Regions from separate parts of the Homo sapiens genome. Here all the other regions are linked to region 3. Evidence: chromatin loops called from intact Hi-C (ENCODE). Cell type or tissue: PC-9. All regions are shown on one strand. Each heading gives the region's core, and the rest is flanking DNA. Links, peaks and the distances in the headings are about the cores only.

What was found. Hi-C counts contacts between places; a loop is a spot of excess contacts. Peaks named below come from ENCODE experiments on the same cell type or tissue, not always from the same donor. Only the 100,000 strongest peaks of a DNase experiment are listed, where the experiment ranks them.
Region 1: a loop joins it to region 3, with 5 times the contacts of the local background. A loop is called at or near these places in 34 of 110 quality-filtered maps.
Region 2: a loop joins it to region 3, with 7 times the contacts of the local background. A loop is called at or near these places in 2 of 110 quality-filtered maps.

The regions. Positions count from the first base shown.
Region 1 is chr10:84,424,500-84,435,027 of GRCh38, forward strand. CCSER2 (coiled-coil serine rich protein 2) reads left to right here. Exons shown (of 10, transcript NM_001284240.2): 5 at 1,232-1,394. Among named protein-coding and RNA genes, the nearest start is that of CCSER2, 100 kb to the left of the region's middle. In PC-9, for the core only: CTCF peaks have their summits at 5,628 (motif pointing right) and 5,828; a DNase peak (open chromatin) is centred at 5,632.
Region 2 is chr10:84,330,964-84,341,491 of GRCh38, forward strand. All of the region lies in intron 1 of CCSER2 (coiled-coil serine rich protein 2), which reads left to right. Among named protein-coding and RNA genes, the nearest start is that of CCSER2, 7.6 kb to the left of the region's middle. RefSeq lists an enhancer at 2,994-3,043. In PC-9, for the core only: no CTCF peak of the experiment used is centred there; DNase peaks (open chromatin) are centred at 5,628 and 6,408; H3K27ac peaks cover 1,170 bases.
Region 3 is chr10:84,523,538-84,534,065 of GRCh38, forward strand. No RefSeq gene overlaps it. Among named protein-coding and RNA genes, the nearest start is that of CCSER2, 200 kb to the left of the region's middle. RefSeq lists enhancers at 1,584-2,085, 2,086-2,585. In PC-9, for the core only: no CTCF peak of the experiment used is centred there; DNase peaks (open chromatin) are centred at 4,114, 5,284 and 7,974; H3K4me3 peaks cover 595 bases; H3K27ac peaks cover 2,300 bases.

The DNA.
Region 1 (10,528 bases), core at 1,170-9,169, 99 kb before region 3:
AATGAATTCAGTATATATGAGAACTGAACATCTATACTTTTAAAACTACAATATCCTTTTTTGGAATGCCAAAGTTTGTTTTTATCTGGTATACTGTAATGAAACACTCGTCATGTTTCAAATTCAGGTTTTTGGTTCAGTGAAACAGTAATTTAAATAAGCGAGGTTTTTTTTTTTAATGGGGATTATGTTGATTTTTATAGCTTTTTATTACAAGGAATTCTGAACATGCAGGACTTGAACTTTCTCATGTAGTAGTTCTCAGACTAGAGAAACCTTTCCTGTTTTGTGGCTTGGGTTAGTGTTTAGCAGTATTTTTAGTAACCGTCCTAAGTCAGTAGCTATGTAAGCACTGAGTGAAGATGGAGTCACAGGGCAAACTGGGCTTGCTTCCCACAGGGAGGGCTGGGTTTTGAGCAGGAAGGAAGGCCTGTTCAGCAGTGCCTTGGGTACAACTATGTCTGAGTAGGCAGCCGGTAACACAATGTCTCCCTTGTGCAAAGTAACTCTCTTAGTGAGTGCTCAGATATGTGAGGAAAAAGTATTTGGGTAAGTGAAGAAGCTTGGGGTGTTTCAAAGAGATTCTTTTCGTGTTTTTGTGGTATTTGGGTTTAAGGGAGTGTACTGTTTGTTGCTGCAAACTACTGGCTTTGTTTTCAGTGGCATTTTAGACTTTTTGAACAAGCTCTTACTGCAGGCAGATTGAAGCGTCTTACTTTCCGAAAATGTGAGCTTAATTTTAAAAGTGTGATTTGTTTGTGATGAAAAGTTAATTTGTGCTTCTTGAGATCAGTGAAAATTAATTGTAGCAGTCCTTTATAGGAATGAGTTCTCTTAAAAATCTGCTGTTTCCTGTCATTTTCATTCTGAAATCAGAGCCAACTTGTGACAGTGATGAAAACCACCTAAAACTGATTATGAGTGTTTAAAATGTATAATGTTGATTTCAAGGTTAATTTGCCTGTTTTAAAACAGTGTGGCAGTTAATTGTTTACATGACTGTAATGTAAAAGTATTATAATTTACTTCATTTTGAATAATATTAAGTTCAGTTTTCACCAGAAGAACTGGTTATGCTTTTAGAAATCTTGATATTGTGATTAACATAAATGGCTGATATTTTTAAACTATTATTTTTATTTGATTTACAGCATTTAATTATCAAGCTATAAGAGTCAACTTTTATGGAGTATGTACATGTTTATAGTCTTTTGCTTTTGAATCTGTCTAGTGGAGTGTGACAATATGAACCGCTTTGACCGACCAGACAGAAATGTTCGGCAGCCTCAGGAAGGTTTTTGGAAAAGGCCACCCCAGAGGTGGAGTGGACAGGAGCATTACCACCTCAGCCACCCTGACCACTATCATCACCATGGAAAAAGTGACTTGAGCAGGTAAGTACTGTTCTGACTTAGATTTCATTTGCTGTCCTCTGATTTTGAATTATAATTCTCCCTTTCCCAGAACCCTCAAAAAACCTGTTTTTGTCTGGTTTGTTTTTAGAGGCACCAAAAAGCACTTCAAGTTTTATGTGGTACTAATTGGAATAATATGTCTAATTTGTTCTTTTTGGCCCAAATATTTTTTCATTAGTTTTATCTTAAATATAAATACTCTATTTATATCTGCTTTTTGGACTTCAAGTTATGGTATGATTTTCTAGCTGTCATTTGGAAATGATTAAATGTTAACTGTGTTAAATTTCTTAGTTTTTCCAAATAATATTTAAAATTAGTGCCAAGTGATTGGTCTTTTGCTCATGTAATAAGTTAAAATTTAAAAATTCCACAAGTACCATTAAAAACAGAAGAAGGTACTGTTTAGTGCTGAAGGTACTATTTAGTCTTTTCTTTTTCAAAGTAGAGGATAGTCTTTAAATTGGTCAGATCTTATTTTGTAATGAGGCTCCGTAGTCATTCAAACCTGGAATCAAAACCTGACCTGGCGCAGATTAGCTTTGCAAGCTTAGATAATTTATTTAAACCGTCTCTGCTTCACTTTACTATCTTTAAAACATAATTAATAATATCTTTATCTCAGTGTTTGAGAATCAGGGATAAAAGTGCCTAGAGTAGTGTCTAGTTTACAGTAGGCACTCTGTGGAAGTTATTAGTTTTTCCTTTTCACTTTCTTATCTCATTCCACAGGGATTTCAGGTCATTTTGGAGTGCATTTACAATACAAATAGTACAATTGGTTTAAAGAAATAATGGAAGAAAAACATGGTGTTGTGTAGTTCCTAAAGTGAGGGAAAAAATTGATTCTAAGATTCTTTGCAGCAAAAGCAAAGAATAAAATTTGATTTATTACAACATATACAGTACGCATAAGATAAAGGATGTGTTTTTTTCCTGAATTAATTTGTCAGAAAAGTTAAGCAACATTTTCAAACAACTGTGTTCCTTGGATGTCAGCAGTTGTAAGAAAAGAGAGGGTCCCTGGTCAAATTAGTATGAGAATGAATAGATCATAAACATTTTTTAAATGGTGGACTCAATTGTGCTTTTGTGTATAAATATAGTACTGTGATTTTGCAAAAGGTGGTAAAAAATATAATATGTAGCCATTTTCCAAAACATATGATCACAAATCCCTTCTACTTAGTGTATTTTAAGGGACTATGGTGTGGATCATCCACATGAGTGATTCTTACTGAGGAGGGAAAAATGCACAGCATTCTTAGGGGTTGCTAATTTGACTGACTTAGCACAGAACTTCCCAACAATTGGGCTGAGGTACACTGGTTTGTTGTGAATGGTTATAGATTGATCCGTTTATTGAAACTCTCAATCTTTGGGGTGTTGGTGCTGGTTTTGAGACACCTACATCCACCTCAGCAAGTTATGGAATGGGTGGTACAAAAAGAAACCTCCTCTAAGACGAGCCTTACCCCAGCATACCTTAAAACTATTAATTTCTCTCTGTGCCTTAATATTAGAAAGGTTTGGGTATACTAGCCCCAGGGCCTTTTCAATATTGCATGTGCAAAAGTCCTGTTTCCATTCTAAAACTTCCTGAGTATTGCTTCGCTTTCTTCTGTCCCTTAACTCCCGTTATTATTGTCATTAGTTATAGGATCATGCCTTATCCGTAACTCAGGGGTGTTGGGAAGACTGGTGGTTGAGAACTAATACATCCACTCATGTTCTCATCGTAATACTGCTCTGTCTTTTTACCTGGCCTAATCTTCCTCTCTTCTTTTCTGCCCAGACCTCCTTTTTTTCTACACCTTTTGATATGCTATCTGGAATTCTCTCATATCCTAGCAAACTCACATTCTTCATCTCTTCACCTACATTCTCCTAATCATAACTGAAACCTAGCTCTTTCCCAAATATACTACTTCCCCAGTAACATTTTTACACCAAAGATTCTTATTTTCCAGTCACCCTAATACTTCACTGTTTAGAGATGGGGTTTTTGTCCTCATTTCTCATTGTCACTTCTAAAGGAAGTGATTGTAAGTCCCATTTTTTGAGACTTAGGGCATTTGGCTGTATCAACTCTTCTTTACTGGTTCCTACCTGGAGCTTACAAAAGGCTTGGCCCTTAGCCCACTTTCCCTCTTTATTATAAGCTTTGCTGCAGTCCTGAGTGGCTGCAGTGTTCATGTACATGAGTCATTTAACCCTCTGTTTGCTTAGTCCTGTAGGACAGTGGTCTCCAACCTTTTTGGCACCAAGGACCAGTCTCCTGGAAGACAAATTTTCCACAGGCCATGGGTGGGAGGTTGGGGGATGGTTTTGGGATTGGGATGAAACTCTTCCACCTCAAATCATCAGGCATTAGTTAGATTCTCATAAGGGGTGTTCAACCTAGATCCCTTGCATGCGCAGCTCACGATAGGGTTCGTGCTCCTATGAGAATCTAATGCTGCCGCTGATACGACAGGAGGTGGAGCTCCTGTCAGATAAGCAGGAATGCTTACATGCATGCCCTCTGCTTACCTCCTGCTGTGTGGCCTGGCTCCTAACAGACCACAGACTGGTACTGGTCCCTGGTTAGGGGCTTGGGCACCCCAGCTGTGGGATTTTCTATATACAAGATATGTTATCTGCAAATAGTTTTTACCTTTTCCTTTCCATTTTGGATAAAAATGTCTTTTTATCTTTTGCATAATTGCTATGGCTACAACCTCTGTTGAGTAGAAGTGGTGAAAGCCAATAGGTGTGTCTTGTTTCTGATATGGGGGGAAAATAAATATTTTAAATATTTTATTGTTAATGTGATGTTAGCTGTGGATTTTAAAAGATACTTTCTATCAGTTTGAAGTTCCCTTCCATTCATGGATAGTTGAGTGTTTTTATCATGAAAGGGTGTTGGATTTTGTCAATTACTTTTTCTGTGTCTATGGAGATAATCTTTTTTTTCCGCTTTCATTCTACTAATGTGGAGTAATACTTTGGTATGTTGCGTGTTGTGTTGGTATGTTGTGTGATTCAGTTTGCTAGTATTTTGTTGAAGATTTTTTTTGTGTGTGTATGTGTATATATATATATATATATATATATATATACACACTTAAGAAATACTGGTCTGTAGTTTTGTTTTGTTTTTCTTCTTGAGATATCCTTGTCTTGTTTTGATATCAGGACCACACAGATTGAATTGGGAAGTATTCCTTTCACTTCTACTTTTGGGAAGAGTTTGTGAAGGATTTTTGTGAATTCTTCTTTGAATGTTTTGTAGTATTGACCAGTGGAGTTATTTGGGCCTGGGCTTTTCTTTGTGGCAGTTTTTTGGATTGCTAATTTAATTTTTATAGATATTCTGTAGATGTCTTTTTGGTCTTGTTGGTTTATAATGTTGCTTAAATCTTCTGCTTCTCATATATCTCTAATTGTTCTGTCCATTATTGAAAGTGAGGTGTTCAAGTCTCCAACTTCACTATATATTGTAGGGAAGGTGTGTTAGCAATAAATTCTCTGTTTTTGTTTATCTGGGAATGTCTTAATTTCTCTTTTATTTTGAAGGATAGTTTTGCCAGATGTAGACTTCTTGGTTGGCAGTGTTCCTTGTAATATTTCAACTCCCATGCTTTCTGATGAGAAATCGGCTGTTAATGTTACTGAGCGTGTCTTCCACATGATGAGTCCCCCCGCCCTGCCACCACCACCCCCCCCAGCTTTTTTTCTGCATTAAGGATTTTCACTTTTTCTTTGGCTTTCAACAGTTAAATTATAATGCGCCTCTCTTTTAGTTTATCATATCTGTAGTTTGTTGAGCCTCCTAGATATACAGATTAATGTTTTTCATCAAATTTGGGACATGTTTGGTCATTAGTTACGTTCTTTCTGCCCCTCCCCACTTCGCTCTGGCCACTTAACTACGGGAATGTATGAGCATCATTCCTTGCTTGTCACAAAAAATTTGAAAAAAAAAAAATACAAATAATGTGAAAACTACTTAAATCAGATTTCTCCCTGGCCAGGATTTGTTGTTGTGTTTTTTTGTGGTTGTTTACTGACTTTTCTAGACAGATTCTGTAAAAAGTCTGTATTTTAAAAAAATATTTGACGTCTTTGCTTGGTTTGATTAGTGGTCAGCTAATGGTTGGATGGAGATTTCATTGAATGCCTTGAACTAGTAAGTCTCCCAGCCTCCACCAGGGGGCTCTGTGTGTTTGCTTAGGCACACCTGCAGTCCCTGTAAGTAGTTTGCAGCTTAGGCACACCTGCAGTCCTGTAAGTAGTTTGCAGCTCTGCCTTGGCCTTCACTTCCTGCTTGTTTAGAGTTTCAAAGTCAGCCAAAGGTGGAAGATTAGGGGATTCTCTGGTATTTCCTTGGCATGTACATACACAGCCTATACATGTATATGTTCTTCTCTATTCCCAAGACTATATTGGAGCATTTCAAAGCCTCTTGTGGACATTTCTTTCCTCAGGTTTTCCTTTTATGATTTTTGGTCAGCTTCTTGTTTGTCCCAATTGATATTGCCATTTCAGGCAGCTGAGATTTTAAGCAGTGCACTAGGGATAAGGGAATTACCGAACAAGCTTTGAATCAGCTCAAACCAACTCCTGAGAATGGGCTTTTTCTAGGGAGCGGCCAGGGAGATCAAATCATAGCAGTTCTTTGGGAGTGGTGCTTTTTGGAGAGTTCTAAACCCATTTTGTCCCCCAATCTCTAGTGACTGCTGGATTTCATAGCTGCCATGCTTGTTGTAATGCTTTTGGTTCTCAAGCTACCACAAAGGTAAGGAGATGGGTGTGGCTATTGGATAAATTAAAATGCCACAGAGCTTGCTGTTTCTTTGAGATTCAGCAGTTTTTATTGATTAAATGCTCCTTAGTTGTTGCAAGCATTTGGCTGATTTCTAGAGTTCTGAAAAAGTTGATTTTGACAAATTTGCCAGTGTTCTTAGTGCTTTAATGGAGGAATGGAGTTTTAGAAATCTCTGTTATTCTGGCAGTGTTTCTCTTCATTTGTCATGCTTTATTTTTCTTTCTTTCCTTTTAACTAATAGATTTTATTTTTTAGAGCAGCTTTGGGTTTACAGAAAAATTGAGCAAAAATAGAGTTCTCATATGCTTTCTCACCTTCCATTAGATACAGTTTCTCCTATGATTAACATCTTGCATGATTGTATTATAATTGATGAGTCAATATTGATATTTTATTATTAACTAAAATTCATAGTTTATATTAGGGTTCACTCTGTTTTGTATATCCTATGGGCCTTGACAAATGTATAATGCCATACCATTACAGTATCATACAGAATAGTTTCACTACCCTTCAAATTCTGTGTGTTCCACTTATTCATCCCTCCCTTCTTTTCCTGAACTCCTGGTAAATACTGATCTTTTTGCTGTTTCTACAGTTTTGCCTTTTCCAGAATGCCAGAGAGCTATAATCAGATAGTAGATAGTCTTTTCAGATTGGCTTCTTTCACTTACCAAAATACATGTAAGGTTCCTCTATATATTTTTGTGGCATCTCATTTAAAAAAAAAAATTAGCCAGGTGCAGTGGCTCATGCCTGCAGTCTCAGCACTTTGAGAGGCCAAGGCAGGAGGATAGCTTGAGTTCAGGAGTTCAGGAACAGCCTGGGCACATATTGAGTCCTCGTTTTGACAAAAAAATCAAAAAAATTAGCTGGGCGTGGTGGCACGTGTCTATAGTCCCATCTACTTGGGAGGCTGAGGTGGGGGGATCACTTGAGCCCAGGAGGTTGAGGCTGCAGTGAGCCGAGATCACCCCACTCTCCAGCCTGGACAACAGAGAGAGACCCTGTCTCAAAAAAAATTACTGAATAATATTTTGTTGTATGGCTGTACTACAGTTTGTTTATTCATTTACTTACTGAAAAACATCTTGGTTGCTTCCAAGTTTTAACAATTATTAATAAAACTGCTGTAAACATTTATATACAGATTTTTGCACGGGCGTACATTTTTCACCTCATTTTGGTAAATATCAAGGAGCACTATTGCTGGGTCATATGGGAAGCATATGTTTAATTTGGTAGGAAACTGCCAAACTGTCTTCCAAAGTTGCTTTACCCTTTTGCGTTTCCACCAGCAATGAATGAGAACTTCTGTTGCTGCTCCATATCCTCATCAGCATTTGGTACTATGCTTTGGACATTAACTATTAGGTATGTAGTGGTATTTCAATGTTGTTTTAATTTGCAGTTCCCTAATGATAAATGATGTTGAACATTTTCTCACATGCTTATTTGCCATCTGTATATCTTCTTTGGTGATGTGTCTGTTCAGATCTTTGCTTATTTTTATTTTATTTTTTATAATTTCAACTTTTACTTTAGATTCAGTGGGTACATACGCAGGTTTGTATCACATATACATGGATATATTATGTGATACTGAGGTTTGGGATACAGATGATCCCATCACCCAGGTAGTGAGCATAGTACCCAACAATTTTTCAGCCCTTGCTCCTCTTTCCCTCCCCTGTCTAGTAGTCCCCAGCGTCTGTGTTACCATTGTTATGTCTGTGAGTACAATGTTTAGCTCCCACTTATAAGTGAGAACATGTGGTATTTGGTTTTCTCTTCCAGCGTTAATTCGCTTAGAATAATGGCCTCTAGCTATTTGCCCATTTTAAAATTGGGTTGTTTATTCTCTTGTTGAGTTTTAAGAGTTCTTTGTATATTTTAGATACCAATCCTTTATCAGATATATGTTTTGCAAATAATTTTTTCCAGTCGGTGGCTTATTCTCTTGATAGTACTTTTTGCAGGACAGATTTTCAAAAATTTTTAACATTTTCAACATCCATTTTTTCTTTCTTGGGTTGCACTTTTCATGTTATATCCAAAAAACTCATTGCCAAATCCAAGGTCACCTGGATTTTCTCCCTTTTCATATTATAGGAATTTTATAGTTTCGCATTTTGCATTTAGGCCTTTGATCCATTTTGACTTAATTTTTGTGAAAGATTTAAAGTCATTCTTTTTGTTTGTAGATGTCCATTTCTAGTCTCATTTGTTGAAAAGACTATCTTTTATACTCTGTTTTGAATTGCCTTTGCTCCTTTGTCGAAGATCAATTGACTGTGTATATGTGGGTCTATTTCTGAGCTCTCTATTGTATTCAGTTGATATGTCGGTTCTTTTGCCAATACCACACATGCCATTTTGATGACTGTAGCTTTGTATAGTAAGTCTTGAAGTTGAGTAGTGTTAGGCCTTCGACTTTCTTCTTCTTCAATATTGTTTCGGATATTTTGGGTCTTTTGCCTGTTCTAATAAAGAATTTAGAATCACCTTGCCGATATCCTCAAAATAACTTGCTGAAATTTTGATTGGGATTGTCTTAAAATGTTACCACAAACATAAAAATACGTACATTTAACTTTTAGTATAAAGTTTTTATTAATGGTGATGAAACACTAATGATTTTATGAAATCAAAACTGTGACTCAGGTTACATAAGAAATGAAGAAGAAAAATCTCCCCACCCCACACACATACACACACACACACACATACACAAGTATACACACACAGATATACAAACATCTGCACTTGCCAGTCTAACCTATAAATCACAAACTTTTAGATTAGCATGAAATCACACATCTTAGTAATCAAGAAGTTCTGTTGGGAGTGGGAAGAATAAAGTTATTTGTAAGTATATGGGTGTAGCCATAGAATTTGGAGAAATTCCTTTAAAACTGCATTAAATAATTATGCAACAATGATTTGTATGCTTGTGGGTTTAATATCAGGTTCTGCTACTGTATGTGAATTCAGTTTAAGTGGGTAAAGACGGTTATCTCTTCAAGATTCTTTTCTCTAGTTTGCATCTTTTTTTTTATCTTGTTGATTTTATTGGCAGCACTTAAAGAGCAAGGTTAGATAATATTGGAGACAGTGGGCTTTCATTCTCATGCCTTTGAAACCACTGAACTCATTTTTGCCTTCACCCATATCTCTAATGGTTCATTTCTTCATATTTACCTGCCTGCCTGGGCTATGATCGGCCACATAAGATCTCACTTCACTAACACATGGCTACTAGCATTCTAGTGTGTTCATGCCACAGCAGCTTTGCAGTCTTCATGTTGCTTTCACTACCGGAGTTTCTGTTAGAAATTCATGAATGTTAAAATTTATACAGAGGTACAAATGTATCAACTTAATGTGGGGGATTATGGCCAGTAATTCCCCCTTCATCTCTTATTTTTTATTACCCTTCTTACACATTTGCCCCTGGATTTGTGTCTTTAGTCTTAGAAAGTGATTTTACCTCCCATTCTGAGATTTATTTTTTAATGTGGAAACTGCATCATCTTCTCAGAATCTGAAATCTCAAATTCTGAGATTAAAATCTTCATTATCTTTCTGTCCCGTGTTCCCGCTCCCTCCTATCTTCATAGTCTCCTTTTATTTTCTGAAAATAATCCCTGTTATATATTTGCTTTCTGTTCCATCTTTCCCTCTTTCTGTCTCTTAGATTTCTCTGTTATATTGATTTTTTTCCCCAGAAAACTTCATGTGTTTCTCCCAGTGGGATTTTATGTCACTTTTAATTTATTGTCAGATGGTTTAGCAACAAATACATAGATGCAAAGCAAATGTGTCAATATTTTAACAGTTGGTAAATATAGGTGAAGGGTATATTGTTGTTCATTGTAGTATTCTTTTGATACTTCTATTTCAAGAAATGTTTCAAGATAAAGAGGTTGGAAACTTAATAATATTATAGTAAGTCATTTTTATTTAATATTTACTATATATTATGTATTAGTCCAAGCACTTTAACATATATTACCTCATTTAAGTCTTATACTAACCTAAGGAGACAAGTATTGTTATTTTGCCCATTTTATAGATTAGGAAATGAAGCATAGAGGGATTTGGTAACTTGCCCTGTGTGTTGTGTGGCTAGTAAGTGGCAGCTGAATTTGGACTCAGATCATCTATGCAGATAATATTAAAATTAATAAGATATGGCTCTGTTTTCAAAGGGCTTACAATCCAATTAGAGTTGAAAAGTATATAGGTTTCTTTATGCTGTGAAACAAATTAAGGATCATAAAATGATAGTTTTATCTAGTTG
Region 2 (10,528 bases), core at 975-8,974, 190 kb before region 3:
TGTATTTCACTTTTGCCCCCAGTCTCCTAATTCTAAATCTTAATTGTTTTACAATTTGAATGGGAGTTGTGAGCGACTTGGATGTGTTCTGAAAAAAGGGTCAATAGAATATTGAACTTGAAAGAATTAACAGATTATTTGGTTCAACTTTAAAAATTTTACGGTTAAACAACTCAGCCTAAAAAGACAACTTGTTTGAGATTGCTTAGGCTCACCTACATCTCATATCTCCTGACCTCATCATTGTGTGTTTTTCACTACTCCATGGTGCTTTGGGGTGAAATGAAGGAGCTGCCAGTTTTTCAGAGGGAGTGCAAATCTGCTTGCACTTTCTCCCTCTTTGAATACATGGCTGCCACTCCTAGGGACTTAGAACCCTTGTGGCTGAGAAACATGATAATTCATTTGGGGATATGGGAGAAACCTAACCTTCACTATTCCTCTCAGCCAGATAGTTTTAACTTCAGTGCTTGGGGCGCTCTCTCCAGATGCCCCATAACAAGTGGCTTCTGATCACCATATGGACATCTCACATACAGTTAAGTTTTGATGGTACAATGAGATTTTAATATAAGAAGGTTGCAGCTGGCTAATAGCATGGCTAAAATTACTTGTGTGGCTTGTCTGTGAGAGGAGCCTATCTTACTCCTATGTGATAGGATTTTGGGGGAAAAAATTGATGATTGTGGCTGTCTCTAAAAAGTTGAAATGTGTACTTAGTGGTGTGGGCCTGACCAATTCCAAAAGGCTTTTTATCTTACAAACAATGGTCAAAGAAATTTTAAAAATCAAAACAAACTTAATTTTTCTTCTTATTTCTTGTCATATCAGTGGTTTTATATGATAAAGCATACACATAATGCTTAATATTTGCTTTCATATTTGATGTTTTATTTTTGCTATAGTTTTTATACCTTTAGATGATTATACAGTGTTACAATGTCATTTCTTAATAATTGGACATCTAGATTGTTTACTATTTTGCAGATAATGCCGTTAGTATATAGCTGTTTATCATTTTGCTTCTTCCCTTTGGGCTAAAGGCCCAGGAGCAGTATTACAAAGTCAGAGGGTATGAAGGTTTTGTTAATTCTGAAAAATATTACTAGATTTACTTCTAAAAGATATTGATTTACAGACTCCAGTAGAGTTTGGTTGACCATTTCTATCATACTTTATAGGTTTTTGCTTTTAAAAGTTTGTTTTTTAAAAATGAGGATAAGGTTCCTTGCAGTTTAACATCATAGTCCATAATAGACAAGCAAATGCAGTATTCTTCTAGTTTTATTTTCTCCTTTATTTGTCCATCGTCCATAAATTTATTGGAATCTTCTCACCAATTTTCATTAGCACTAACATCATAAATATATTAATCTCTTGAAAAACATTTCTGATCTATTTTTTCTTATTGTAGGCTTTATAGATTTTATATTATTAAATTTATTTTTTTATATATATATATATATATATATATTTTTTTTTTTTTTTTTTTTTGAGACAGAGTCTTGCTCTGTTGCCAGGCTGGAGTGCAGCGGTGCCATCTCGGCTCACTGCAACCTCTGCCTCCTGGGTTCAAGCGATTCTCTTGCCTCAGCCTCCCCAGTAGCTGGGACTACAGGCACGCGCCACCACGCCTGCCTAATTTTTGTATTTTTAATAGAGATGGGGTAATCCCTATATTATATATTTTTTTAAAAAATCAGTGTGGCTGGGTGTGGTGGATCACACCTGTAATCTCAGCACTTTGGGAGGGTGAGGCGGGAGAATCGCTTGAGCCTAGGAGTTCAAGACCAGCCTGGGCTGTTAACATAGTGAGACCCCCATCTCTATTTTAAAGAAAAAAGATAAAAGAAAAAAGTCAGTGATTTTTGTCCTTTGATTGTGTTTTTTGAGAATGAATGCCATGTACCTGTTTGATGCATACTTTTATTTTCTTAAGCTTCTAGAATTCATTTTGTTATGTATATATATTTGGAAAGTTAATATACAACTGAGATAAAATTTCATTTATGTGTATTTTATATTATAGAAAACTACATTATTATGTTTTCATTCTTTTTTCTGAACTTAAATAGGAAAACAAAATAACCTAACTTTAATACAAATGTGTACTTGTTTTTTAATAAATTATGGTAAGTTTTAGTTAAACTAACATTTTTATGACAGCAATATATTGGTTAATTGAAATTTTTGTCTGTTCAAGATTAACCAGAGGGTTGTCTTTAACTCTTATTGCTAATCATTCTAAAATATATGAAAGGAAACCTTAGTAATCTGCTCCCACTGGGGAGCAGGTTACTCCCATTCTAGATAGATGAGACATCCCAGGATAATAGTTAACATTGAGTGCTGGGTGTTTTGCTGGTTCTTGGCATGGAGTTTCTTACCTAATCTTCACAGCAACCCTAGGAGGTAGGTTCTTTTAGTATCCTCATTTTGTGGATATGAAAATATAGAGACTGTGACCTGCCAAGGATAACATAGGTAGTAAGCATTGGAACTGGAACTCAGTCAGCCTGCTTTTAAAAGATGCTATTTCAAAAGTATTATCTTATTATCCATGCCAAGGATTTGGACTTCATTTCTTAGACATTGGAAAGATTAGGTGTTGCAAAGCAAGGGGATGATATGGTATGTTATCTCTTTTAGGGAGATTGCTCATGTGACAATGTGGCTATATATTGAATTATGTTTATAATAGGAAGTGGTTGAAATATTCATGTGAGAAATGAAGGCTAAACCTTGAGGTGGAAGTGGAGATCGGGATATTTTGGAAATATATAGGAATTAGTAACTGATACACAACAGAGTGGGAAGGCAGTGTATTGATTTGGAAGACATTGAGTGGGGTAATGACAGATGAATATGTGCTCACAGCACTTTGTTATATTTCTTTCACAGCGTTGACTGTGATGTATTGTACCTATTCTAGTAACATATCTGTCTCCCCCACTGGATTGTGTGCTTGTCAAAGATAGGGACTGAGTAGAGGAATGAGTGAATATAGGATGAAATAATACAGAAAGGTCAAGAGACTGAACTGGGAAACACCAAATTACCAAAATGAAAGAGTGGGTGGAGGAAGAGTAGCTCTAGAATGTGACAGCTGTCAGGGAGGATGGGGGAAGAGCCATCAGGGAGGAGGCAGAGGGGTAGGGAAGTATTAGCACAGACATGAGCATGTAGAATGCTGCCACCTCAGGCTACAAACAGTTGTGGTTGGTGTGCCCTGCTGTCATAAGCTGATTGTGGTTGTATAGGGTGAACTTGTCTTTCCGTTGTTATTGACTACTTAAGTTTTCTCTGAGTATCTGATGGCTTTCTGCCTCTTTGGCTTCTGACTTCTGCTTGCTACAGGTGCTGATGCTGGGGTGTGATTCAGCCTATTGAGATCAACCAATGAGAACAGTCCTTTCTTTTTAAGTGAATTGACCAATCATAGTATGTGAGATGTAATTTCTGAGTTTTTAGCTCTTCTCTGATGAGTTGATTGGTTTGGAATGTCCTAGAGTTACTTCTCTACCTTTAAAGACTTCTGGTTGATTATATTAAGGTTTGGAGCCATTGGGAAGCCAGAGGATTCTTAAAGGTTGGATCCATGAGCACTGAAGTTTTTTACCTGTTTATTTTTTCAAGTTGATCAGTAGCTTAGTTTCAGTATAGTTGGATCATCTTTGAAGACTGTTGGTCTTAAAAATGCCACAGATTATTCCAAATAATTAAGAATCTCTGTTTTCTTTGTACTTTATAGCTACGTAAGACAGGGGCTTGTTTTAAATTTTCTTGGTCAGCTCCTAACTTACTTCATATGTCTGTTTTTCAAAGAGTTACTTGGTAAAGGAATTTGCTATTGATTTTTTTCTACAACCATTTGCTTCAGGCCATCCTTACCCTCTGTTCTCTGCCTTCTCCTGTTTTCATCTACCCTGTTTCTGTCCTTGATAAGGACAGTGGGAAAGGGAAAAGAGAAAAAGCATGAGGGATTACTCCTTCCTTCCCTTTGTTATGGTAGTTGTTACTGCTCTCCTCCCTGCCATCGCTGCTCCCAGCTGTTCACTTTGGCATGGTCTCCTACCCTGTATCTTGAGTTCTGTGTGTGAGAATAGAAATGCAAGGCATGGCTCTTTAGCTGAGGAACGATGGGCATCTCAGGGTTTTGGTCCTTCTGTGATCTCTCTTTTGGTGCCTGGTATTGAAAAGCCCAGTGACATCTTGTATCTGAGCAAGTGTTTTCTGTTCCCCAGCATTCTACTTCTCTCTCTCTCTTTTTTTTTTTTTTTTTTTTTTTGAGACAGGGTCTCTGGACCCAGGCTGGAGTGCAGTGGTGTCATCATGGCTCACTGCAGCCTTGACCTCCTGGGCTCTAGCTATCCTCCTGCCTTGGCTTCCCAACCTGTACTCAACCTGTAGCTGGGACTACAGGCATGTACCACCATGCCTGGCTAATTTTAAAAATTTTCCATAGAGACAGGGTCTCCCCATGTTACCCAGGCTGGGCTGAAACTCCTGGGCTCAAATGACCCTCCTGCTTTTACCTCCCAAAGTGCTGGGATTACAGGTGTGAGCCACCACAACTGGCCCTGCTTTTCTTTAAAATGCAAAATTAAATTCCAGTCCTGTTTTTTTGAGTTGCCTACCCTCCTCCCCAACACTGCCCCCATGTCAAGATTGCAAAACCTTTGATGACGAAGGCCCTAGTGAATACGCTAGGGACAAAGAAGCAAGACAGATACCAGAAGGTACTTTGAATTGTTGTTGTCATCATATTAATGATATTTCGTTGCAGCCTGAGTGCTTTAGGGCAATTTGAGAGCTTTCTCTGACCATTATCTCTTGGCAGCCAGTGTTAGGGTTGGGAGTTATATAATAATTTTCTCTGAAGATCTTAGCTTAGAAAAACAGGGACTATTCATAATAGCTATTTAAGTCTGTAGAATGGACTTGATGATATTTTGGTCAGAGTTGGTAGGCCACTTTATAGGAAACATCCAGGTGATATTTCTTTTCGGGGTGGGGAGGCAGGGATGGCCATCTTTCTGTTTTGTTTTGTTTCTTTTCCTTATTTAAAATTTTTTCTCAGGTATATTTTCCTCATTTTAGGAGTAGTATGGTATGGCTTGTCAACCTTTATTTATTATTGGTACTAGCTAGAGATGTAGACTTGGCCATTGTTGTGGCCTTTCTTGCAGTCATGTTTTTCCAGGACTTGAGATGTTTTACATTCTAAATTCCTTCAATCCTGGCTTAGAGAATAGATTCTCAGTCTGGATTTTTCTCATTCATTCATTCAAGAAATGTATTCCGAGCACTTGCTAGGAATAGTTCAGTCAACAAAACAAATTTTCTGCCTTTGTGGAGCTTACATTCTAATGACAAGATACAGAAAATAAGTATATGTGTAATATGTCATCTATTACATTGCTGTGGAGAAAAAGCAGGAAGAGGTGAAAAGAACATGTGAGGGTGATGCTGCTGTTTTATCTAAGGTGGTTAGGGAAGGCTGTAATAAAAACTAGTATTTGAACAGAGATCTTGAAGAAAGAATGTGATCTATGCAGATATTAGGAGAGAGAGAGTACTTGATGAAGATAGAACTGGAATACAAAGATCCTGTGGCTGAAGCTTGCTTGACCTGTTCTAGGAGTGGCAAGTAGGCCAGTGCAGGCATTGAGGGGAAATGATTGGTAGATGAGGTCAGAGAGGTGGGTTGGGTTGGGGGGATATGCCTGATCATATATGGCATTGTAGGCCAGTGAGACTGGCTTTTAAAAGGTGGGGAGCCACCAGAGTTTTGACTTGTTATAAGTAGAACTCTCAGCTGCTATGTAGGGGTGGCGCATAATGAGATTATTTAGCAGGCGCAGCAGTAATCCTAAGTGGGAGATGATGATTTTAGGCAGGGATTGGGAGAAGTGCCCACATTTTGTATACATTTTGAAGCCAGAGCCAACAATTTAATGATGGATTGAATGTGGGCTGAGTTTGGCCTGAAAAACTGGACAAATGGAGTTAACATTTCCTGAGATGGGTAAGAGCGCAGAAGAAGCAGGGTTTTAGCGGGGGAAGTAACGAGTTCAGTTTTGGACATTTTAAGTTAGTAATCTGAGTGGAGATATGGTGAAGAGAGCTGGGTATGCACAAGTCTGCAGTTCACAGCAGAGGTCTGGGTTAGAGATATATAAATTTGCAGTTATTAGCAGAGAGATAGTATGTAATGCCTCGAGAATGGATTAAAATAATTTAGGGAGTGAATGTGGCTGGAGAAGTCCCACAAGTTAGCCTTGGGATCCTGTAATGTTTTCAGAGGGAGAGAAACTAGCAGAGGAGACCAAGAAGCCGCACGCCTATAAAGAAGGAAGAGAATTAAGACTGAGTTGTATCAGTGAAGCCAAGTGAAATGTTGTAAGAAGGAGCGAGTGAGTAATCAGCTGTGTCAGATGCTATTAGATTGAGGACTAAGATAAAGCAATATGAAAATCATTGGTGACCTTAACAAGTTGTTTCTGGTTTAGTGGTGGAAGTGAAGACTTGATTGGAGTGGGCTTAAGAGAGAATTGGAGGAAAGGAATTGTAGACTGCTGGGATAGACAGTTTCTTCAAGGAGTATGCTGTAAAGTAAAGCTAAATAACAGGGTGGTAGCTGGAGGGGATGTCCAGTCAAGGAATTGTTTTTTAAAAGATGGATGCTCTTCTTTTTTTGTATTCTTATTTACATACTGTAAACCAAAAAGTATCTGAGACAGGTCTCAATCAATTTAGAAGTTTATTTTGCCAAGGTTAAGGATGCATGCCAGGGAGACAAGTCTGTCTTTCTCCAAAGATGATTTTGAGGGCTTCGGTATTTAAATGGAAAAAGCAGGCTGGAGGGGCAGGAGAGAGGGTATTATCACATTACTGAATCCACATGTTGCGAAGGAAAAGGAGCAGGTAGGGGAATAGTTGGTTATGTATTTGTTAAGGTGAACACTGAGTAGTTACCCGTGGACACATTTAACTTTTTATCTGTAGCTATCAGCTTAGAAACAAAAGGAGAGGGGGCTGGGCACGGTGGCTCAGCCTGTAATCTCAGTACTTTGGGAGGCTGAGGCAGTTGGATCACCTGAGGTCAGGAGTTCGAGACCAGCATGACCAACATGGTGAAACCCCATCTCTACTAAAATACAGAATTAGCCGGGCATGGTGGTGCATGCCTGTAATCCCAGCTACTTGGGAAGCTGAGTTGAGGCAGGAGAATTGCTTGAACCCGGGAGGCAGAGGTTGCAGTGAGCCGAGATCACGTCATTGCACTCCAGCCTGGGCAACAAGACAGAAACTCCAAAGAAAAACTTAAAAAAAAAAAAAACAAAAAAAAACCCCAAAAACAACAAACCAAAAAAACCCCAACAAAAAACAAAAGGAAAAGCAGCTTCTTTTGTGACTCAGCTTCCAGCTTACTTTTTTTTCTTTTGGCATAGTGAAATTAGGGTCCCAAGTTTTTACTTTCACAATACAAATATATGTAGTTAACAAAATGTTTCAACAGAGAAAAAAAATGCAGGATCTACGTCGTTGAAACGTAAATGAAATTAACTTTATCCTCATCTGTGCACTCAAGGTCCATCATCATCATCATGATGGACTGTACTGCAGTTTTGTGCAGTGCTTGCCTTGTAGTAGCTTCAAAATTTTGATTTAGCAACCTATTTGTTATGGTAGTTTTACCTTTTTAAAAATAAAAGTTAAATTGCAGAACAAATGAGCAACTTTTCCAGGGAAATTTTGACAGCTACTCTTCTCTACCACCCCTTTTTTTCCTAATGTACCTGATCTCATTTTACTGTAACTGCTTATGATTATTGAGTTGATGTTTGAGATGAATTCAGAAACTGTGTTGAAAGCACATATTACAGTTATAGCACTTTATATGCCTCTTTTCGTGGTTCATTTATGTTTAAGTAAATAGTAGTCAATATTTAGTGTTGGAGCATCATTACAGTTGCTTCTTAACCCTCTTCATTGGTCTTTCTCCAGATTTTCTTCCCTTAGCCACTGATCCATGCCCCAAGTTTTGGATTTCCGAAACACAGATCTGACCAGGTTCTGTTTTTGCTAAAAAAAAATCTTCTGTGGCTCCCTATTCTCTACAGAAGTTAATTTTTTCTTTTCTTTTCTTTTTTTTTTGTTTTTTTTTTTGCCTGTTTACCTACCTTTTGCCTGCACATGCTTTAGGGGATCTGGAGTGCTCCCTAGGGTGTCTTGCTGTGTTGGCCAGGCTGGTCTTGAACTCCTAGTGTCAAGCAATTTTCCCACCTTGGCCTCCCAAAGTGCTGGAATTATAGGCGTGAGCCACTGTGCCCAGCCTCTCCAGGGGATTCTAATGCACATGTGATGTTTCTTACCATAGGACTACAGAGTAAAGATCAGATTTTTTATTAGCATACAGATAGTACTCCAAGAGGAGATTCCATGAAAATGAGAAATGCTTTGACATCTCTCTGCTTTTGCACATACTATTACTTTTTTTTTTTTTAAATTTATTTTTTATTTTTTGAGACGGAGTTTTACTCTTGTTGCCCAGGCTGGAGTGCAATGGCGTGATCTTGGCTCACCGCAACCTCTGTCTCCCGGGTTCAAGTGATTATCCTGCCTCAGCCTCCCAAGTAGCTGGGATTACAGGCATGCGCCACCACGCCTGGCTGGTTTTGTATTTTTAGTAGAGACGAGGTTTCTCCATGTTGGTCAGGCTGGTCTCGAACTCCCAACCTCAGGTGATATGCCCGCCTTGGCCTCCCAAAGTGCTGGGATTACAGGCATGAGCTACCGTGCCTGGCCACTATTTCTTTTTTTGTAGAATACCATTCATCTTCTCAGCCTTCTCATTAAATCACTTTATCTTTTTTATTTTTTTATTTTTTTGAGACGGAGTTTCACTCTTGTCGCCCAGTCTGGAGTGCAAAGGCACAATCTCTGCTCACAGCAGCCTCCGCCTCCCAGGTTCAAGCAATTCTCCTGACTCAGCTTCCCGAGTAGCTGGGATTACAGGTGCATGCCACCACGCCCGGCTAATTTTTTATATTTTTAGCAGAGGCGGGGTTTCACTATGTTGGCCAGGCTGGTCTTGAATTCCTGACCTCAGGTGATCCTCCTGCCTCGGCCTCCCAAAGTGCTGGGATTACAGGTGTGAGCCACTGCACCTGGCCATCACTTTATCTTTTTAAGAGCCCAACATAGATGCCTCTTCTTCCAGGAAAGCTGCTAGACATATGTTCATTATGCCTCTTCCATCTGTCCTTCATTATATTCTGTTACTTGTGTTCCTGTTAACATTATGAGGTTTTTTTGTTATAGTATTTGCTGTATTTTACTGTTTGTTTTCGTGACAGGTTGCTCTCTTGCCCCCACTTATAGACACTCAATAAATTTTTTGTTGAATGAATGAGTAAAGCAAATAATTATCCAATGTTGACCCAGTTTTGATTGACCCATTTGGTTGGGAATTTACGCCATTCAATTTGTACAGAATATACATAAGCAATTCGAATAGTGTTCTTAAACACAGTCATATCCTAAAGTCTTAGGAAATTCATATTTATTAAATATTTCTTTTCATGAGCAAATAATGAGACTTGTTGATGATTTATTTTCTATCCCATATCTCTATTTTTGTCTGAATTTTTTTCCTTCTCTGGTTTTTTTTTTTCCTCTTTGACGTCTCTATTTGGATGTTGACCTTAACCATCCTCTTACCCTGACACTCATCCCCTAAACTTGATCCCCCTCTTGGCTTCTCCATTAGTGTTTTCTCTGTCACCATCTTACAAGTTATTTAGGTTTCTCTGTAGTATCTGTAGGTCTTACTTCTACATCTGATGAGTTACTGAGTTCAACAAACGTTTTTTGGCCACTTCCTGTGTTCCCGACTTGTTAGTGTTAGTAATAAGAGGCTGAACAAGAGAAGGTCCGAGTCCACAAATGATTATGATACAATGTGATAAGTATGGTAATACAGTAATAGTGGAATATTTAGGGCACTATTAGAAGATAGGAAAGAAAAACAGTGTTTTTCCTACTCTCATGTACCACTCAATGTAACACTTTTTTTTTTTTTTTTTTTTTGAGACAGTGTCTTGTTCTGTCACCCAGGCTGGCGTGCAGTGGCTTGATTATAGGTCACTGTAGCCTTAACCTCCTGGACTCAAGTGATGTGCCCTCCCGAGTAGCTGGGACTACAAGCGTGTGCCACCATGCCCAGCTAATTTTTAAACATTTTTATGTAGAGGTGGGGTTTTGCCAAGTTGCCCAGGCTTGTCTCAAACTCCTGGCCTCTAGGATCTTCCCACCTTGGCCTCCCAAAGTGTTAGAATTACAGGCACAAGCCACTGCACCTGGCCTTTGTAACTCTTTTTTTTTTTTTTTTTTTTTTTTAGAGGCGGAGTTTTGCTATCTTGCCTGGGCTGGTCTCAAACTCCTAGCCTCAAGTGATCCTTCTGCTTCGACCTCTCAAAGTGCTGGGATTACAAGAGTGAGCCACATAGCACTTGGCCACACA
Region 3 (10,528 bases), core at 932-8,931:
ATGTGACCATTTTTCTCTGCCTGAGAAAATGGGATTTTTTTTTCTTTTCTTCTGAATACTGCCCTCCCCGCAGCCCCTCCCAACCCCCCGCCCTGTGACAACCTCAGAACATCAAAGGCAAGTGTTTTATGCACCGTGTACATTCACTGTCTGGCTCTCTGCCAGGCTGGAGGGGAGAGCAGAGACTTGTGCTGGCCAGGTCAGGCTCTGTGCACAGGGATTTGGGCTGCGGGGGAAGCTGCTCTTTATCCTCTTCTGCCTTAGAGCAGGCAAGATGGGAACACTCTTCTTAGCATCTTTTAATCCATGTTGTCTGTGCTCTGTCACTCCCGCTTCTGAGTATTCCCAATAGTCAAAAGAATTTTGCCCAGTTTCCCTCAGTCCTTTGCATTACACATTATAAATTACATTTGAAGACACATCTTTGCATAAGGCATCAGGCCCTGTAAGCCACCCCATCCCCATCCCCACTCAACACTCACTGGTGAGATGATAAGCCATTTTTTAAATGTTTATTTTATTTTATTTTTTTGAGATGGAGTCTCACTCTATCACCCAGGCTTGAGTGCAGTGGTGCGATCTTGGCTCACTGCAACCTCCACATCCCGGGTTCAAGGGATTCTCCTGCCTCAGCCTCCTGAGTAGCTGGGATTACAGGCGCCCGCCACCACTCCTGGCTAATTTTTTTTTTTTTTTTTTTTTTGTAGAGACTGGGGTTTTACCATGTTGGCCAGGCTGGCTTTGTACTCCTGACCTCAGGTGATCCACCCACTTTGGCCTCCCAAAATGCTGAGATTACAGCATGAGCCACTGTGCTTGCCAAACCATTTTTTTTCAAGTAGGTTAGTTTTCAAAAGCTGTGTGGTCTCATTTTACTGTTTTTTGTTTGTTTGTTTGTTTGAAGAGTCATTACTTTATTGAAGCACATTTTACATATATAATTTATTCCAAGTATACAATTAAGAGATTTTTTATAATAAAAAAATTAGCTGAGCCTGGGGTGACATGCACCTGTGGTCTCAGCTACTTGACAGCCTGAGGTGGGAGGATCACTTGAGCCCAGGAGGTCAAGGCTGCAGTGAGCTGTGATTACACCACTGCACTCCAGCCTGGGTGACAAAGTGAGACCCTGTCTCAAAAAAAAAAAAAAAAGATTTTTTAGTAAGTTTACCAAGTGTGCAACCTTTGCCATTTAGAATATTAGAATATTTCCATTACCCCAACTGTTAATCTCTGCCCCCTCTTGATTAAGCCAAGCATCATCTACTTTTTGTCTCTATTTATTTGCTTTTTCTGGACCTTTCACATAAATAAAATCATATCAGATGTATTCTCTGTGTCTGCTTTCTTCCACTTAGCATAACAATTTTGAAGTTCACCAAAAATCATAGCATGAATCACATCATTTTTATTGTTGAATAATATTCCATTATATGAGCATACTTTATTTTGTCTATTCATTCACCAGTTTGTAGACATTTACATTGTTTCTAATTTTTGGCAATTATGAATACTACTGCTAGCAACGTTTATGTGTAAGTCTTTGGACATATTGAGAGAGGAGGAAGGAAGAAACCCATCAGGCAGGCAATTAAGGGGGGTCCTGGGTTGAGTTCTTTCAGACAAAAGAACAGCCTGCAGGCACAGATAAGAGACCTTGCACAGTGGGGCTAGCCTGAGACATGCCCACAGCCTCACAGATAAGAGCGGCTATACAGGAGATTTGTCTAGACATGCCTGCAATGGAAAATTCTGTCCCCTGACACGTGCACAGTAAGGGGAACAAAACAATGTGGAGTAACTCAAGCTAAGGACCCACATGCACATTAGGAGTGTTACCAGGGGGTCCTTGCTCCCAGAGCTCTCAAGATGGTGGCAGGCCGCTACCAAGATAGCGGCAAGCCTCTTGTTCTCTGACCTGGGATTCTTGGCCTCATGGATTCCAAGGAATGGAATCTTGGGCCATGCAGTGAGTGTTATAGCTCTATTAGAAGCCGTGGGTCACGGCAGAGAACTGTGGAACCCAGCGACTAGGGTTCAGCTCGATTAGGACAAACCTGGGCACTTAGCCATGGAGGAACAATGGCAAGCCTTTAGCCTGATCGGGAGTGGCAATGGGTGCCTCACTGGATCGGGAGCACAGCGGACACCCTGCCAGATCCGGAGGGGTGGAAGTCAGCGGCGGGTATGCGAGGGCGGCAAACAGCAGTGGTGGATGGTGAGCAAAAGCTCAGCTCGAGCTGTAACACAAACATGGACCAAAACAGTGTGCAGTTGCAAGATTTAAGAGTGAAAACAGAGCTCCCATACAAAGGGAGGGGACCCAAATGGGGTAGCCGTTGCCAGCTCGAATGCTGGGTTTATATCCCGATCATTGTCCCTCCCGCTGTGCTCTGAGGCGATAGATGATTGGCTATTTCTTTACCTTCTGTTTTTGCCTAATCAGCATTTTAGTGAGCTCTCTTTACTACATGATTGGTCAAGTGTGAATTAAGTTGCAAGCCCTTTGTTTAAAGGTGGATGCAGTCACCTTCCCAGCTAGGCTTAGGGATTCTTAGTTGGCCTAGGAAATCCAGCTAGTCCTGTCTCTCAGTACCCCCTCTCAACAAGAAAACCCAAGTGCTGTTGGGGAGGTTGGCCGACGACCACTCTAACTGCTTCCTGCTGAATTGGGGCATAGTAGGAGTTGTGCAGTTGAGATTTCCTTGGGAGGGGTGCCTTCGATGTCATTAACATTGGAGCATGGGCTAGAAGGCCAGTCCAGGGGTCTGCAGTAGATCTTAGTTATGGACTGCATCTGGGGTTCCATTTGAAGAACCATTTATAGTTTTACAGTTTCCATTCTGGAAGAGACAAACTTAACAAGGAGGTTAAAGATACAGGGATTGAAGTGTATGGCCTGAAGTGCAGGGGATTATTTCTTTGGCATGCTTCACAGGCCCTGACTGTCTACTTGATAGTTTTGAAAAGGCCTGGTCCAGTAAATAATGATTTGGCCCTCTGATGGGTGCTATCAATGCCTAAGTGAAAGGTTTGGTGAAGGATTTTAAGTAATTTCCATTGGTTAACTATAAGCAAAAGTATTTTTTCCTTTTCAGTGGCTAGCCATCCTAAGGGGAGGAAACTATGTCCTTGTGAGGTTCCCCATTCTATTTCTTCTGCTGAGTACTGGGGCTTGGTTTCCCAGAGGGGATTACCCCATACTAGTGGTCCTTCTATAAGCATTTCTAACGGAGGGTCTCACCTTGAGGCTCCTTTGGCTTCAATATCTGCTTGGCTGTTCCCTTCTATTTCCCTTTCCTTTCCGATGAGCCTGGTAGTGTAAGACTGCCACCTCTTTAGGTTTCTGTACAGCCAATAATAATCTCCTAATGGCTTCCTGATGTGTGATAGGTGTTCCTTTGGAAGTTAGGAATTCCCTTTCTCTCCATATTGCTGCGTGGGCATGGAGGACTAGGTAAGCATACTTAGAGTCTGTATATATATATTTACCCTTTTTCCTTCTCCTAATTCTAGTGTATAATGGCCCCTGCTTTTGCTAGTATGTCTCTCCCTAACAAAGGAGTGGGGCTTTCAGGCATAATTAGAAAGGCATGTGAAAACAGTAAAGTTCCCCAGTCACAACTTAGTGGCTGGGAGAAGTATCTAGTGACTGCCTGTCCTAGGACCCCTCGGATAGTGACAGATCTGGAGGACAGTTGTCCAGGACAGGAGAGAAAGACTGAGAAGGCCGCGCCAGTGTCCAGGAGACAGTTAACCTCCTGGCCCTTAATGGTCAAACATACCCGGGGGCTCTGTGAGGGTGATGGCATGGGCTGGCACTTGCCCCCGGCACCCTCAGTCCTGCTGCTGGATCATCTGGTTAGTGGCTTCTGACTCAGAGGACCTTTGTCCCCCGGGGCAGTGGGCCTTCCAGTGATTCCCTTGACATAAGGGGCATGGATGAGGGGGCGGCTTATGTCTATTCAGACAATCTTTTTTAGTGTCCTTGTAGACCATACTGGAAGCAAGCCCTATTAGGCATTCGATTTGCCCAGACTTTCTGTGTTCCAGAGCCTCCAAAGTCTGCTTGCCTGAGGGCCATGACTAAAGCAGTGGCCTTTTTCTTATCTCGTTTGTCCAGTTCTACCTGTTCCTCCTGATCTCTATTATAAAAAACCGAGGTTGCCAAGTTTAATAGGGTTTCTAAGTTTTGCTCCAGGCCTAAGGTAGACTTTTGAAGTTTTTTTTTTAATGTCTGCAGCTGACTGAGTGATAAATTTATCCTTTAAGATTAGTTGGCCTTCAATAGAGTCAGGTGACAAAGAGGTATGCTTCCTCAATGCCTCCCTTAGTCTCTCCAGAAAGGCAGTAGGATTTTCTTCCTTTCCCTGTGTTATAGTGGACATCATTGAATAATTTATAGGCTGCTGCTTAGTTTTCTTTAGTCCTTCTAGCACGCAAGTTAGTAAATGTCTGCAGCACCAATCTCCATGTTCTAATTCTGCATCCCAATGAGGGTCTACACTGGGAACTGCCTGCTGGCCTGTGGGGAATTGTTCTCTTTCCTCTGTTGTCGTTCTATCATTGATCTGACTGAGATACCAGAGATCGCTGAACTCTCGGGCTGCAGTTATGGTGGCACTTCTCTCATTTGGGGTTAGTGTCTGATCTAGCAGTAACATTATATCTCTCCATGTCAGATTAAAGGATGATTGTCCTAACCGTTATAAAACATCAATATAGCCATCAGAGTTATCTGAGAATTTACCTGGGTCTATTTTAATTTGCTTCAAGTCTGACAGGGAAAAAGGTACATACACTCTGACCAGGCTGAATTCTCCAGAATACATCTTAGGGTAGTTTTTGTCTTGGGGGGAATGTTTCCCATCTGAAAAAAAAAGACAACCTTGGGAGGCCAGCACCCCTAGTCATTTCCTGATGAGCATTAGTCCTAGAGCGTCCTCTATGGTCCTAATGCTTATTCCTTTCCAGGGTGCATAATCACCCATGGACCTCTGCTTATCAGATTAGTTACGCTCACCGACGTAGCAGTCCTGCATCCTTTTTCCCACATTTCTTGACCACAAAGAAAGGGGTCTGGGCTGCTGGATTCGAATGGTCCTTTACCAGTGTGCCCAACATTGCCTTTGTGCTCAGGGATGAGTCCTAGAGCAGGGCTGGGTTCCTGAGTATTTCATAACAACCCAGTTGCCCCATCAGGATGCATTCCCATAAACAACAGTTCTTGTGCAAATTCGTTTCAGAGAGGGTGTAGGTAACCTTTTGAGTCAGGATTGAGATAGAGTTTTTTGATTCTGTAAGTACTTTAAGACTTGGCTGAGTGCAAACAGCTCTAACATTTGAGGAGACCAATTATTAGGCAATTCTTCTAACTCTGCTTCCACAAGAGTCTCCCTATCAATTACTGAATATCCATTGTGGTTTTTTTTTCTCAATCACCTGGGAGGAACCATCTATCCTTGTCCTGAAGGGAGTTCCTCCTAGGTCTGGTCAGACCTTTGATTAGTAATTAATATTTAAATCTCCTGTTAGGAAACCTGCTGGGTTAAGGGAATTTTCAGTGGTTAATGTTAAGTCACCTTTTTCTAACAGAATAGCCTCATACTTTAAGATTTGAGTTAGTAAGCTACCTTTTTGCTTTTTTGACTAAGGATAATTCTGAACTGGTGAGGTGTGCTCACAATGAGGTTTCCTCTAAAAGTTATTTTTCTACTTTCTTCTGTTAGCAAAGCGGTTGCTGCTACAGACTGAATGCATTTGGGTCATCCGCGGGTTACTGGGTTAAGGATTTTTGATAGGAAGGCTACGGGTTGTCAGTGGTCTCAGTGTTTTCAGGCTATGCCCTTGTTTTCACTGACAACAAGGTAGTATTGGAGTGTTATAGGGTCATGGAGAAGACCTTCAATTATCAATTATAAGTTTTAAATTTACTCTGGCTTTTAAAGGAATAGGGCACACTTTTTTCTTTACTACTTCTATCTTTCTCTTTCTTTCTCTCTTTGACTCCCTCCTTGTCTCTCTCTCTCTCTCCCCTCTGTCTCTCTCTCTCTCTCTCTCTTTTCTCCTAGCCCTTTACAAACATGGGGGCCTGGCAAGGGTGGTGGGGAACAGGTCCCATATAACTGCCTATGTTGAGAGCTGTATGCCTAAATTGGGAGGGACAACAGGGACAAGACTCTCTGGGTTCATAGCCTAGGGGCCTATGGATGCAGAGTAGAGCTTCCTTAGATCCCTTTGGAAATACAACTTGCTAGAGGAAATGAAAGTCTGAACCATTATTACCTAGGAGGCAGGGATTGGAGGAAGTAGATTCAGAGGTAAGGAGAATTTTGGGGCTACACTTTCAAGAAAGTTGTGGTTGGGACCCAGGAGGTATGGGTCAGAAGGAAAGGTAGGGGCGCACACATGGGCGACTGTTGAATAGAGACTTCTGGCTGCACCATGATCTCAACTGGTTAATGCCGGGAGTTCAGAACGACAGCTTTCTGCCTCTAGTCGGCCCTTGGCTTCCCCAGGAAAATTGAAAGTGGAAGCTGGTTTTAGGCAGACCAACACTCCCAACCCAGAAGGGTTGGGGGTTGTTAGAAAGCCCTTCCCCAGACAGCCTCACACCTGAGTCTTAAGTCCCACGGCCACGCTAATCGTTTTTAACAGGCTGATGGGTGCCTGATATTTTCCTCCAGTTCTAAGGAAGGATAGTACAGAATAGCAAGTGAAAGTGGTCCAATGTTACTCACCGCTTTGGAGGTCCTTACATGGTTGTCAAAATGTTACTGTGGGGGGACCTTGCTCCCAGAGCTCCCAAGATGGTGGCAGGCCACTTCCAAGATGGCAGCAAGCCTCTTATTCTCTGACCTGGGGTTCTTGGCCTCACGGATTCCAAGGAATGGAATCTTGGGCCATGTGGTGAATGTTATAGCTCTATTAGAAGCCATGGGTCATGGAAGAGAACCGTGGCATCCAGCGACTAGTGTTTAGCTCGATTAGGACAAACCCAGGCACTTAGCCATGCAGGAACAATGGCAAGTCTTTAGCCCAATCGGGAGCAGCAATGGGCGCCTCACTGGATCAGGAGCACAGCGGACACCCTGCCAGATCCAGAGGGGTGGAAGTCAGCGGCGGGTCTGCAATGGTGGCAAATGGCAGTTGTGGATGGCAAGCGAAAGCTCAGCTCGAGCCATAACAAACATGGACCAAAACAGCGTGCAGTTGCAAGATTTAATAGGGTGAAAACAGAGCTCCCATACAAAGGGAGGGGACCCAAAGTGGGTAGCCATTGCTGGCTCGAATGCCTGGTTTATATCCCAATCATTGTCCCTCCCGCTGTGCTCTGAGGCGATAGAAGATTGGCTATTTCTTTACCTTCTGTTTTTGCCTGATTAGCATTTTAGTGAGCTCTCTTTACTACCTGATTGGTCGAGTACGAGCTAAGTTGCAAGACCCTTGTTTAAAGGCGGATGTGGTCACCTTCCCAGCTAGGCTTAGGGATTCTTAATCGGCCTAGGAAATCCAGGTAGTCCTGTCTCTCAGGAGGATGGGGTGGAGCTACCAGAAATACATGCCTTATGCAAATGAGACATGCAGCTCTCATTGGTTTCTTTTAAAGCCTCTGTACTCAGCTGTGAAACAGCAACCCTTTTTTAGGACCCCTCTCTGTGGCAGAGAGCTTTCTCTCTTTCTTTCCCTTATTAAACTTCTGCTGTAACCTCACCCTTGGCATGTATGTGTCCTTGATTTCCTCGGCTGTGAGACAAAGAACTTCAGGTGGCACCCCAGAAAATGAGGCCATTTCAATATATTTTTGTTTCTCTTGGGTAGATACCTAAGAGTGGAATTTGCTGGATCATATGAAAAATTGATGTATAACTTGTTAAGAAGCTGCCAAACTGTTTTTCAAGTTGGCTTCACCATTTTATGTCCCTAGTAGCGATGTATAAGTGTTCCCATTTCTCCACATTCTTGACATTTGTTACTGTATATTTTATTATAGCCATTGTGCTGCATGTGAAATGGTGTCTCATTGTGCTTTTGCTTTGTGTTTTCCTAATGACTAATACAATGAGCATCTTTTCATGTGCTTTGCTTATTAGACATTCATACACCTTCTTTGGTGAAATATCCATTTAAATCTTTGTCCATGGTTTTTGATGGGCTTGCTTATCAAGTATGAGCATTCTTTGTATATTCTAGATACAAGTCACTATCAGATACGTGTTGTGCAGATATTTTCTCAGTCTGTTGTTTGTCTATGTCTTTTGGGGCATAAGAGTTTTTTGATTTTGATGAAGTCAAATTTATCAATTTTTTTCTTTTGTTTTTTGCTTTTGGTGTTATATCTAAGAAATTTTTGCCTTGCCCAAGGCCTTGAGGGTTTTCTCCTATGTCATCTTCTAAAAGTCATATTGTTTTAGCTCTTACGTGTAAGTCTGTGATCCACTTTGAGTTAATTTTTGTGTATGGAATGAGGTGGGGGTTAAAGCTCATCTTTTTGCATGTGGATACCAAATTGTCTCACCACTATTGGTTAATAGGGCTATCCTTTACCCAAGGCACTCTCTTGGCACTTTTGTTGAAAGTAAATTGAATGTAAATAAAAGAATTTATTGTCTGGATGGTCAGCTCTGTTCTGTGGATCCATACATCTGTTCTCATACCAGACCACACTGTCTTCATAATTGTATTATAGCTTTACAGTAAGTTTTGAAGTTAGGAAATTAAAGTCCTCCAAATTTGCTCTTCTTTTTCAAAATTTATTTGGCTATTCATGGTCTTTTATAAGTCCATATAAATTTTAGGATCATATTGTTAAGTTCTGCAAAAATGCATGCTGGAATTTTGATAGGAATTGCATGGAAACTATTCAGTTTGGGAAGAATAGTCATCTTGTCAACACTGAATTTTCCGATCCATGAACATGAAATGTCTCTAAAATTATATAGATTTTTAAAATTTCCCTCAGCAATGTTTTATAATTTTCAGTGTAAAAATCTTATACTTCTTTTGTTAAATTTATTCCTAAGTATTTTATTTTTTGTTGCTGTTGTGCAAGGAATTGTATCCTTAATATCTTTTTCAGATTGTTCATTGTTTATACATAGAAGTGCAATTGATTTTTGTATACTGATCCTGTATCCTGAGACTTACTGTGCTTACGATATGGTTTGGCTGTGTCCCCACCCAAATCTCATCTTGAATGTTAGCTCCCATAATTCCCATGTGTTCTGGGAGGGACCCAGTGGGAGATAATTGAATCGTGGGAGCAGGTCTTTCCTGTGCTGTTTTCATGGTAGTGAATAAGTCTCACGTGATCTATGGTTTTATAAAGGGGAGTTTCCCTGATCATTCTCTCTCTTGTCTGCCACTGTGTAAGATGTGCCTTTCACCTTCTGCCACGATTGTGAGGCTTCCTCAGGTATGTGGAACTGTGAGTCCATTAATATAAATTACCGAGTTTTGGGTATGTCTTGATCAGCAGCATGAAAACAGATTAATACAGTAAATTGGTACTGAGAGTGGGATGCTGCCGTAAAGATATCTGAAAATGTGCAAGCAACTTTGGAACTGAGTAACAGGCAGAACTTGGAACAGTTTGGAGGGCTCAGAAGAAGGCAGGAAAATGTGGGGAAGTTTGGAACTTCCTAGAGACTTGGAGGGCTCAGAAGACAGGAAGATGTGGGGAAGTTTGGAACTTCCTAGAGACTTGTTGAATGGCTTTGACCAAATTGCTTACGGTGATATGGACAATAAGGTCCAGGCTGAGGTGGTCTCAGATGGAGATGAGGAACTTGTTGGGAAGTGGAGTAAAGGCCACTCTTGCTATGCAAAGAGATTGGCAGCATTTTGCCCCTGCCCTAGAGATATGTGGAACTTTGAATTTGAGAGAGATGATTTAGGGTATCTGGTGGAAGAAATTTCTTTCTTTTTTTTTTGAGACGGAGTTTCACTCCTGTTACTCAGGCTGGAGTGCAATGGTGCAATCTCGGCTCACCACAAACTCCGCCTCTCGGGTACAAGCGATTCTCCTGCCTCAGCCTCCCGAGTAGCTGGGATTATAGGCATGCATCACCACGCCTGGCTAATTTTGTATTTTTAGTAGAGATGGGGTGTCTCCATGTTGGTCAGGCTGGTCTCGAACTTCCAACCTCAGGTGATCCGCCTGCCTCAGGCTCCCAAAGTGCTGGGATTACAGGCATGAGCCACCACGCCCAAACATGGTGGAAGAAATTTTGAAGCAGGAAAGTGTTCAAGAGGAAGCAGAGCACAAACATTTGGAAAATTTGCAGCCTGATGATGTGATAGAAAAGAAAAACCGATTTTCTGGGGAGAAATTCAAGCCGGCAGCAGAAATTGGGTAAGTAACAAGGAGTCCAATGTTAATCACCAAGCAAATGGGGAAAATGTCTCCAAGGCATGTCAGAGAACTTCAAGGCAACCCCTCCAATCACAGGCCAGAGACGTAGGAGGGTTTCCTGGGCCGGGTCCAGGGCCTTATGCTGTGTACAACTCAGGGACTTGCTGCCCTGTG